Regions from separate parts of the Homo sapiens genome. Here region 2 is linked to region 1. A link is an interaction called in ENCODE POLR2A ChIA-PET data of the cell type or tissue named here. Cell type or tissue: HepG2. All regions are shown on one strand. Each heading gives the region's core, and the rest is flanking DNA. Links, peaks and the distances in the headings are about the cores only.

The links. Peaks named below come from ENCODE experiments on the same cell type or tissue, not always from the same donor. Only the 100,000 strongest peaks of a DNase experiment are listed, where the experiment ranks them.
Region 2: POLR2A ChIA-PET joins it to region 1 with 5 read pairs; 2 of 35 experiments call an interaction of 5 or more read pairs at or near these places.

Annotation. Positions count from the first base shown.
Region 1 is chr1:9,187,698-9,192,090 of GRCh38, forward strand. It overlaps LNCTAM34A (long non coding transcriptional activator of miR34a), which reads left to right. Exons shown (of 3, transcript NR_132738.1): 3 at 3,696-4,389. Among named protein-coding and RNA genes, the nearest start is that of MIR34AHG, 7.6 kb to the left of the region's middle. In HepG2, for the core only: no CTCF peak of the experiment used is centred there; DNase peaks (open chromatin) are centred at 1,704 and 1,954; H3K4me3 peaks cover 632 bases.
Region 2 is chr1:8,802,937-8,807,329 of GRCh38, forward strand. The region is part of intron 1 of RERE (arginine-glutamic acid dipeptide repeats); the gene reads right to left. Among named protein-coding and RNA genes, the nearest start is that of RERE, 13 kb to the right of the region's middle. In HepG2, for the core only: no CTCF peak of the experiment used is centred there; no DNase peak of the experiment used is centred there.

The DNA of each region.
Region 1 (4,393 bases), core at 252-4,251:
AATGCACGGAAACCCCCTGACCTCAAGCCCAGAGAAGTGAGATGCATCCAGGTCTGTTTGCTGCCTGCATGTTTCACAAATACATCTAACAGGTATGTCCCATTTCTCCAGCTTGAGGTCAAAACGGGCCCAGTTCTCCTTTACTTTTTTTTTTTATTTTTTTAATTTCTTTGAGACAGAGTGTCACTCTGTCACCCAGGCTGGAGGTCAGCTGCTCACTACAACCTCCACTTCCTGGGTTCAAGCGATTCTCCTGCCTCAGCTTCCTGAGTAGCTGGGATTACAGGTGCCTGCCACCAGGCCCAGCTAATTTTTGTGTTTTTTTTTTGTTTTTTTGAGACAGAGTCACACACTGTTGCCCGGGCTGGAGTGCAGTAGCACGATCTCGGCTCACTGCAACCTCCGCCTCCCAGGTTCAAGTGATTCTGCTGCCTCAGCCTCCCGAGTACCTGAGATTACAGGCGCATGCCACCACACCCAGCTCTTTTTTTTTTTTTAATTTTTAGTAGAGATGGGGTTTCACCACGTTGGCCAGGCTGGTCTCGAACTCCTGACCTCAGGTGATCCACCCACCTTGGCCTCCCAAAGTCCTGGGATTACAGGCATAAGCCACTGTGTGCAGCCCCAATTTCCTTTTAATGACCAAACTGACCTGAAGCTCCACTTCTAAGGACTGTGGGAAGGGCGTTTTCCCTGTCCAAGGATCCCCCCACCTAAAGAACCCTGGGAGCACCAGCTTACCCCAAGGCTGCCAGTCAATGTCCAATAGGATAGCCACTAACTACATGTGACTATTTGAATTAATTAAAATTTAAAATTCATTTCCTCGTTGTATTCACCCACCTGGCTAGTGGCTACTGTATTGGACAATACAGCTCTAAAGTCTCTGCTGCATTAAGCCGGAGCCTCAGAAAGCTGCAAGCCTGGCTGCACCCCTCATAGGCTCGCTGTCACTGGTTACGTGGACGGGCCTCACGAGAAAGCCCCATAACACCGCCGTCCATCTGCTGTGCTTACTCTAGGGATCTTGAATGCCGTTCATTCATGAAGCACAGTAGGTATTGGTAGGGGTCTCCGTGACAATTCACATTGGTGGTCTGGGATCCCCAAGCAAATGCAACATAGTATGCAGACTTCTTTGGTCACCACATCATCCTTTGAACTAGTTGAAGGCTGAAGAAGGTCTTTCAATATAAAGCTGGCCGATGTGCTTTGATTATAATACAGCAATCTGAATATGAGCACGTGGAAGACATTTGAAGTGCAATAGTGTGACTGAGTCTTAGCAAAATCTTCTGAAAAGTCTGATGGGTCACTTGTGCTGGACAGCTGGTGCTGAAAACCTGGCAGCTCACGATAACACTAGAACTAGTGGCTGGGCACGGCAACTCACACCTGTAATCCCGGCACTTTGGGAGGCTGAGGCGGGCGGATTATTTGAGGTCAGGAGTTCGAGACCAGCCTGGCTAACATGGTGAAACCCCGTCTCCACTAAAAATACAAAAAAAGTAGCAGGGCATGCTAGCGCATGCCTGTAATTCCAGCTAATCGGAAGGCTGAGGCAGGAGAATTGTTTGAACCCAGGAGGCGGAGGTTGCAGTGAGCTGAGATCACACCACTGCACTCCAGCCTGAGTGACAGACTGAGACTCCGCCTCAAAAAAAAAAAAAAAAAAAAAAAGACTAGAACTAGATTCCGTTGGCCCCCGAGACCAGGGGCCTGGAGGCACCTCTCTGCAAACACTGGAGACAGAGGACAGGTCCCCAGGTCCTGCAGCTGCTGAAACTTACGGTAGAAGGGACAGGCCTCCGCTGAGCTGCTGAGGTCTACAGAACCTGAAGGCTGCCCAGCCAGTGCCACCCAGTTTTGCTACCATGAGCCCCAGTCTGAGAGATCCTTCCCTTTCTGGGCACTGGGTCTAGAGAGGCAGCATAAAAGCTTGCTTTTGTTCTACTCGTATCTTATCAAGGTCACAAGTTGACCTCCATGTTGCTAAATCCAATGGTCAGTTTCAAGAACTGTCTGCTGGGCTCATCAACGTAATTTGACACAGCGGGCCCCCTCCAGATCTTTAGAACTCCTGTTTTTACTCCTTTGGATCTTTAGATGCCACTCCTTGGTTCTCACCTACTTCCTTGGCCGTTCCTTTTCAGTCTCCTCTGCTGGTTCCTCCTCCAGCCCCCACCCTCTTTGTGTTAGAGGACCCCATGGCCTGGTCCTTGGACCCCGTCTCTACCTACACTCCCTTTCCGGGTGATTTCATCCAGCCTCCTAGTTTTGAATAACATTTGTACTCTGATGCCTCCCGAGTTACTATCTGCAGCCACCACTTCTCTCACCTCCAGACTCTCATAGCCAACTGCCAATTCCAAGTCCTATAGATGTGTGGTAGGAATCTCCAAAGTTGTGTTTCCAAAACAAAAGTCTTGATTGCATCCTGCCTACCCAGACTGCTCCTCTGAAGTCTTCCCCATCTCCATAGGTACCAACTCCAACCTTCTAGTGCCTGGCCAAAAACCTTGCAGGCCATTCTTGGCTCCTGACTTAGCCTACATCCAATCCATCAGCAAAGCCTGCTGCCTCCATCTGTAAAATACACTCAGGATCCAAACACTTCTCTGTTTTTTTCTCATCACATTCATCGCTTCTACTCTTGTCCAAGCTACTATTGTTCTCTTTCTTGACACAGGGTCTCACTCTGTTGCCCAGGCTGGAGTGCAGTAGTGCAATCTCAGCTCCGCCTCCAGAGCTCAAGCTATCTGCAACCTCCTCTTCCAGAGCTTAAGCGATCCTCCCATCTCAGCCTCCTGAGTAGTTAATTGCATGCCACCATGACCAGCTAATTTTTTTAGAGACAGGATTTCGCTATGTTTCCCAGGCTGGTCTCAAACTCCTGGACTTAAGTGATCTGCTCACCTCGGCCTCCCAAAGTGCTGGGATTACAGGTGTGAGCCATCACACCTGGCTCATGATCATTCTTTTGCCTGGATGATTGTCCTGGCCTCCTAGCTGGTTTCCCAGGGCCCTTGCTTCCCAAAGTCCATCTTCCATGTGGCATCCAGGAGCCGTCTCACTCTGTTCCCGCCTCCTTGCTGATCTTGGAACGCTCCAGGCCTGGTCCTACATCAGGACCTTTTCATTTGCGGTTCCCGACCAGGACTGCTTCTCCCCTAGATGCCCACGTGACTTGTTCCCCCTTTCCTCCTGTTCCCTGATCAAATACCTGCCGATTGACAAGGCCTTTTCAGATCAGCCCCACCTGCTCACTTGCTTTCCTGCCTGTCCACATATTTACCATCAGAACAGAATTCTGCCCATCCGTTTATTGTCTGTCTCCCCCAGCAACCACTAGAATGGAAGCTGCATGTGGGCATGGCTTAGTTTTGTCCACTGCTGGATCTCAGCATCCAAAACAGTCTACCACCTGGTAAGTGCTACAGAAACATTTACGAACAAGAAACCAGTACTGGCTACCCCGCCTCTGCCTGTGCTCATCTTATCTTCCACCTGAAAGGTTCCCCCACTCTAACTTCACCCTGCACCCTTCGACCAGTCAATGATCCCCACAGCTTGGCCCACTCCAAACCCCTTAAAATCCCTGAACCCAAACTCCTCAGGAGGCAGATTTGAGGTTTCCCCCCAACTTCTCATGTGGCTGCCCTATGATTTAAACTCTTTCTCTGCTGCGGTTCCAGATGTCTCAGTATACTGGCTCGCGGCACATCGGGCAAATGAACCTATCAGATAACAACGGCAGATCAGATGCCTGAGCATTCAGAAGCAACAGCTGTGGAGCCCCCGTGGGTTCAGAAGGCCTGGTTCCCGTCTCCAGAAGCCTGGCTCTCCTCCCTCCTGGGCCCACTACTTTGGCTTCTTGTTCCTACGTACAAGGAGTTGCGAAGAAGGCAACTCTTCCCCTCCCTGAAGCCAAAGGAATGAAACAGACTAGGGCGGGAGAGGTGGCCATCCGTCATTAGTTGCGGCCATCAGTAACAGCAACAGGACACGGAACCTAAGGCTGTATCCATCCTGGGCCCCCAGGGAAACATCAGCGGGAGCGGTACTAAGGAAGTGCTCATCTCTTAGAGACAAAGGCCCATGGAGGGGAACAGTAACCATCCCCTCCCAATTCAGAAAATGTTAACATAAGCACTTCATTTCTCATGCAGATAACCACATAAGTCTATTAATAAGAAAGAAAGAGAAAGAAAAAAAAGAAAAAGGAATCCATGCCAGCAGGGTATAGGAATTGGTCTATAGGAGAAAGGGTCACCCACTGAAAGGTGGGCTGAATAGAATTCCTTGCCTGGGCTTTGAGGTCCTGGCATGGAGAAGGCTGTAGAAATGCTGGCATCAGTGGAACCCTCAATAAACAGAATTCTTGTTAAAGAAT
Region 2 (4,393 bases), core at 309-4,308, 380 kb before region 1:
GCCCAGGGCCCTGGTATGCCTCCTGAAAAGGCAATAACTATGGGTTCTAAGAAGTCCTTGGACACTGCAACTTCTTAACACATTCAGGACATTGGAACTAAGTTGACAAAAAGAATTTATAAGTTATATTTTAAAATAAATTTATTTATGACAATTACACAATTGCACAGTTTACATGCTGAGGCAAAATATGACGTTCAATACATGGGAAGATAAACTGTATAAAACTATCTGAGCTGTGAAAAGAAGTCACTGTTCGGCCAGGTGCAATGACTTAACGCCTGTAATCCCAGCACTCTGAGAGGCCGAGGCGGGAGGATCACGAGATCAAGACCATCCTGGCCAACATGGTGGAACCCCATCTCTACTAAAAATACAAAAATCAGCTGGGCATGGTGGCACATGCCTGTAAGGTCCCAGCTACTCGGGAGGCTGAGGCAGGAGAATCGCTTGAACCCGGGAGGTGAAGGTTGCAGTGAGCCAAGATTGTGCCACTGCACTCCAGCCTGGGGACAGAGTGAGACTCTGTCTCAAAAATAAAAATAAAAAAAAAGAAGTCACTGTTCATTATCGACCATCACAGAATAAATATTCCAAGGCTACATATAATCCCAAGTTACTAAAGTTTTGAAGGGGAAGGTTGGTCTGGTTTTCTGTTTTTTTGAGACAGAGTCTCACTCTGTTGCCCAGACTGAAGTGCAATGCAGCCTTGACCTCCCAAGCTAAATCAATTCTCCCCCCTCAGCATCGCGAGTAGCTGAGACTACAGGTGCACACCACCATGCCTGGTTTTTTGTTTTTTTTTTTTAGAGACTGGGTTTTGCCATGTTGTCCAGGCTGGTCTCAAACTCTTGGGCTCAAGTGATCTGCCTGCCTCAGCCCCACAAAGTGCTGGGATTACAGGCATGTGCCACTGTGCCCAGCCAACTAAAGTTTCTGTAGCGTCAAAAGTGTTTAAGGATTCCACAAAGACTAAATTCTCACTAAGCTATGCAAACAAAGGTGCTAAACCATTCCAACCAAAATATGAAAGAAACATGTAGATGTTTTATAAAGCTAGATTTCCTAAGAAATATTAATATTAATGAAAACTTTTCTCAATATATTAATAGAAACAAGATGTCTGCACATTTTTCCAGTTTATAGATGTTAAAAATTAAGTCTCAACAAGGTCTTTAATCATATGTGTATAATCCTAAGTGTATAACAACTTAGGAAATTTCAGTAATTATTCCTACAATAATGAATCACATAAAATATATATATGTACACATGGCAGATTATGCTACCAAGATCAGAATGTTCAAATCAGAAGGCAGTTCATCTTGTTAGAAAATTTACCCAGCAATAAAAATCTGAAGCCATCGTTAGATCAAGACAAATTTCAGTGAAAATTCTATACTGGATACTGAACTGGAGGTGGGGGGTTATTCTTACAAATAATACTGAAGGATTACAATAATACTGTCAAATTATCAAATGTGTTAATACTACATTAGCCATTCTACTGGTATTTATGGCACAAACTGCCAGATGTAGTGCAATACTGATTCTTCCCTTCCTCCAGAGTAAGAGAACCCCTGATTTTTGACTAGGCACATAGTAATTTCCAGCACAGAATATACTTTCTAGCTTCTCTTGCAGTTATGTGTGACCTTGTGATTCCGTTATAATCGAAGGGACACAGCAGAAGCGATATGTACAATTTCTGGAAAGTATCTTCACAAGAAGGGAGTGTGCCCAGCTTTTGCCTTTTCCTCCTTCCTGCTGGTGAGAATGCAGAACTGATGTGAGAAAGTGGAGAAGCCACCTCTGACAAAAAGGAAAGAGTTACATGTTGAAGGCTGGGTCCCCTAATGAGCATGAAGGTAGCATACTGGTTCAGGACTGTCTATGAGATACATGAAAGAAAGGAAACTTCTATCTTGTTTAAGCCATTGTTATTTTTGGTTTCTACCACTCACTGCTGAATCTAATCCTATCTAACACACGGCAAAATTATAGAGAAAGAGTACTATATTTATTAAACTTTACTTTTTCAAATGATTTTTTTTGTTTTGTTTTGTTTTTGGTTTTTTTTTTTTTTTTTTTTGAGACAGAGTCTTGCTCTGTCACCCAGGCTGGAGTGCAGTGGCGTGATTTCGGCTCACCGCAACCTCGGCCTCCCAGGTTCAAGCGATTGTCCCGGATCCCGAGTAGCTAGGATTACAGATGCCCGCCACCATACCCAGCTATTAAATAATTTTGAATACATAGTTTAAACTTACTAGGATTAAAATAAACTCATTTTGGGGGGCCAGGCGCAACAGCTCACATCTCTAATCCCAGCACTTTAGGAATCCGAGGTGGGCGGATTGTCTGAGGTCAAGAGTTCCAGAACAACCTAGCCAATATGGTGAAACCCCATCTCTACTAAAAATACAAAAATTAAGCCAGGTGCAGTGGCTCTCGCCTATAATCCCAGCACTTTGGGAGGCTGAGGCAGGTGGATCACTTGAGGTGAGGAGTTCCAGACCAGCCTGGTCAACATGGTGAAACCTCACCTCTACTAAAAATACAAAAATTAGCCAGGCATGGTGGCAGGCGCCTGTAGTCCCAGCTACTTGAGAGGCTGAGGCAGGAGAATCACTTGAATCCCGGAGGCGGAGGTTGCAGTGAGCAGAGATTGCACCACTGCGCTCTACCCTGGGCGATAAGAGTGAGAATCCGTCTCAAAAAAAAAAAAAAAACAAAAACAAAAATTAGTCAGGCATGGTGGTGTGTGCCTGTAGTCCCAGCTACTCAGAAGGCTGAGGCAGGAGAATTGCTCGAATCTGGGAGGCAAAAGTTGCAGTGAGCCAAGATCGCGCGGTTGCACTCCAGCTTGGGCAACAGGAGCGAGACTCCATCACAAAACAAAACAACCTTCTTTTTTTTTTTTTTTTTTTTTTTTGAGACGGAATTTCACACTTGTTTTCCAGGCTGGAGTGCAATGGCGCGATTTCAGCTCACTGCAACCTCTGCCTCCCGGGTTCAAGAGATTCTCCTGTCTCAGCCTCCCAAGTAGCTGAGATTACAGGCATTCGCCACCATGCCCAGCTAATTTTTGTACTTTTAGTAGAAATGGGGTTTCACCATGTTGGCCAGGCTGGTCTCAAACTTCTGACCTCAGGCAATCCGCCCGTGTTGGCCTCCCAAAGTGCTGGGATTACAGGCATGAGCCACTGCACCCGGCCAACAAACTTATTTTTGATTATTCAAATAACTAAGCTCTAAAATGTTTTTTCTACACTATATTTGAGGTATAAAATTGTTATTATCAATAATTTTTTGGCCAGGCACGGTGGCTCACACCTATAATCCCCCAGCACTTTGGGAGGCAGAGGTGGGCAGATCACCGGAGGTCAGGAGTTCAAGACCTGCCTGGACAACATGGCAAAACCCATCTCTACTAAAAATACAAAATTTAGCCAGGTGTGGTGGTGATCGCCTGTAACCCCAGCTCCTTGGGAGGCTGAGACAGCAGAATTGCTTCAGCCCAGGAGGCGGAGGTTGCAGTGAGCTGAGATCGTCCAGCTTGGTGACAGAGGGAGACTCCATCTCAAAAAATAATAATAATAATAATAACTTCCTAAGTATGCCTTGGGGTCAAGCGATTAAGCCAAATCTCCCTTATCTCTACCTCAATAATACCATACGTTAATATTATTCATTCATTTAACAAATGAATGCCTACTGTACTCTTCGCAAGCAAGGTGCACTGAAGTGACCAAAGCAGATGATGGGCCTCTTCCTCCGGGAGTTTGCAAGCCAGTATCAATGCAGCCGAGGCAGTAGAAGCCTCTGCTTCCCTCTTCTCTAGCCTCCAAGTTCATCACTCCCCTGCTGTCATCATATTCTTGCTTCAGGCTACAATATGAGAGTACAATGTGACTAGACTTCAGCTTTGCTCTGCTAATATAATCACACATAATCATATTCCTCAAAGATGACACTCCTGTTACCAAAATTAGCATCAGCATCTTACCAAAATGCCATAGCAGTTATCACTGATGGTGGGTCAGTTTTCCACATGGCAAATCTTATTTATCACAAGATATCTTTCCCTAACTGTACCTTATGGGGTTCTCTTATCCTTACATTTTGTTGTTGTTGAGACAGGGTCTCACTCTGTCTCCCAGGCTGGAAAGCAATGGCACAATATTGGCTCACTGCAGCCTTGACCTCCTAGGCTCAAACAATCCTCCCGCCTCAGCCTTCTGAGTAGCTTGGGCTACAGGCACGTGCTACCACGCCTGGCTAATTTTTAATTTTTTTTGCAGAGACGGGGGTCTTGTTACGTTGCCCAGGCTGGTCTCAAACTCCTGGTCTCAAGGGAGCCTCCTGCCTCGACCTCCCAAAGCACTAGGATTAC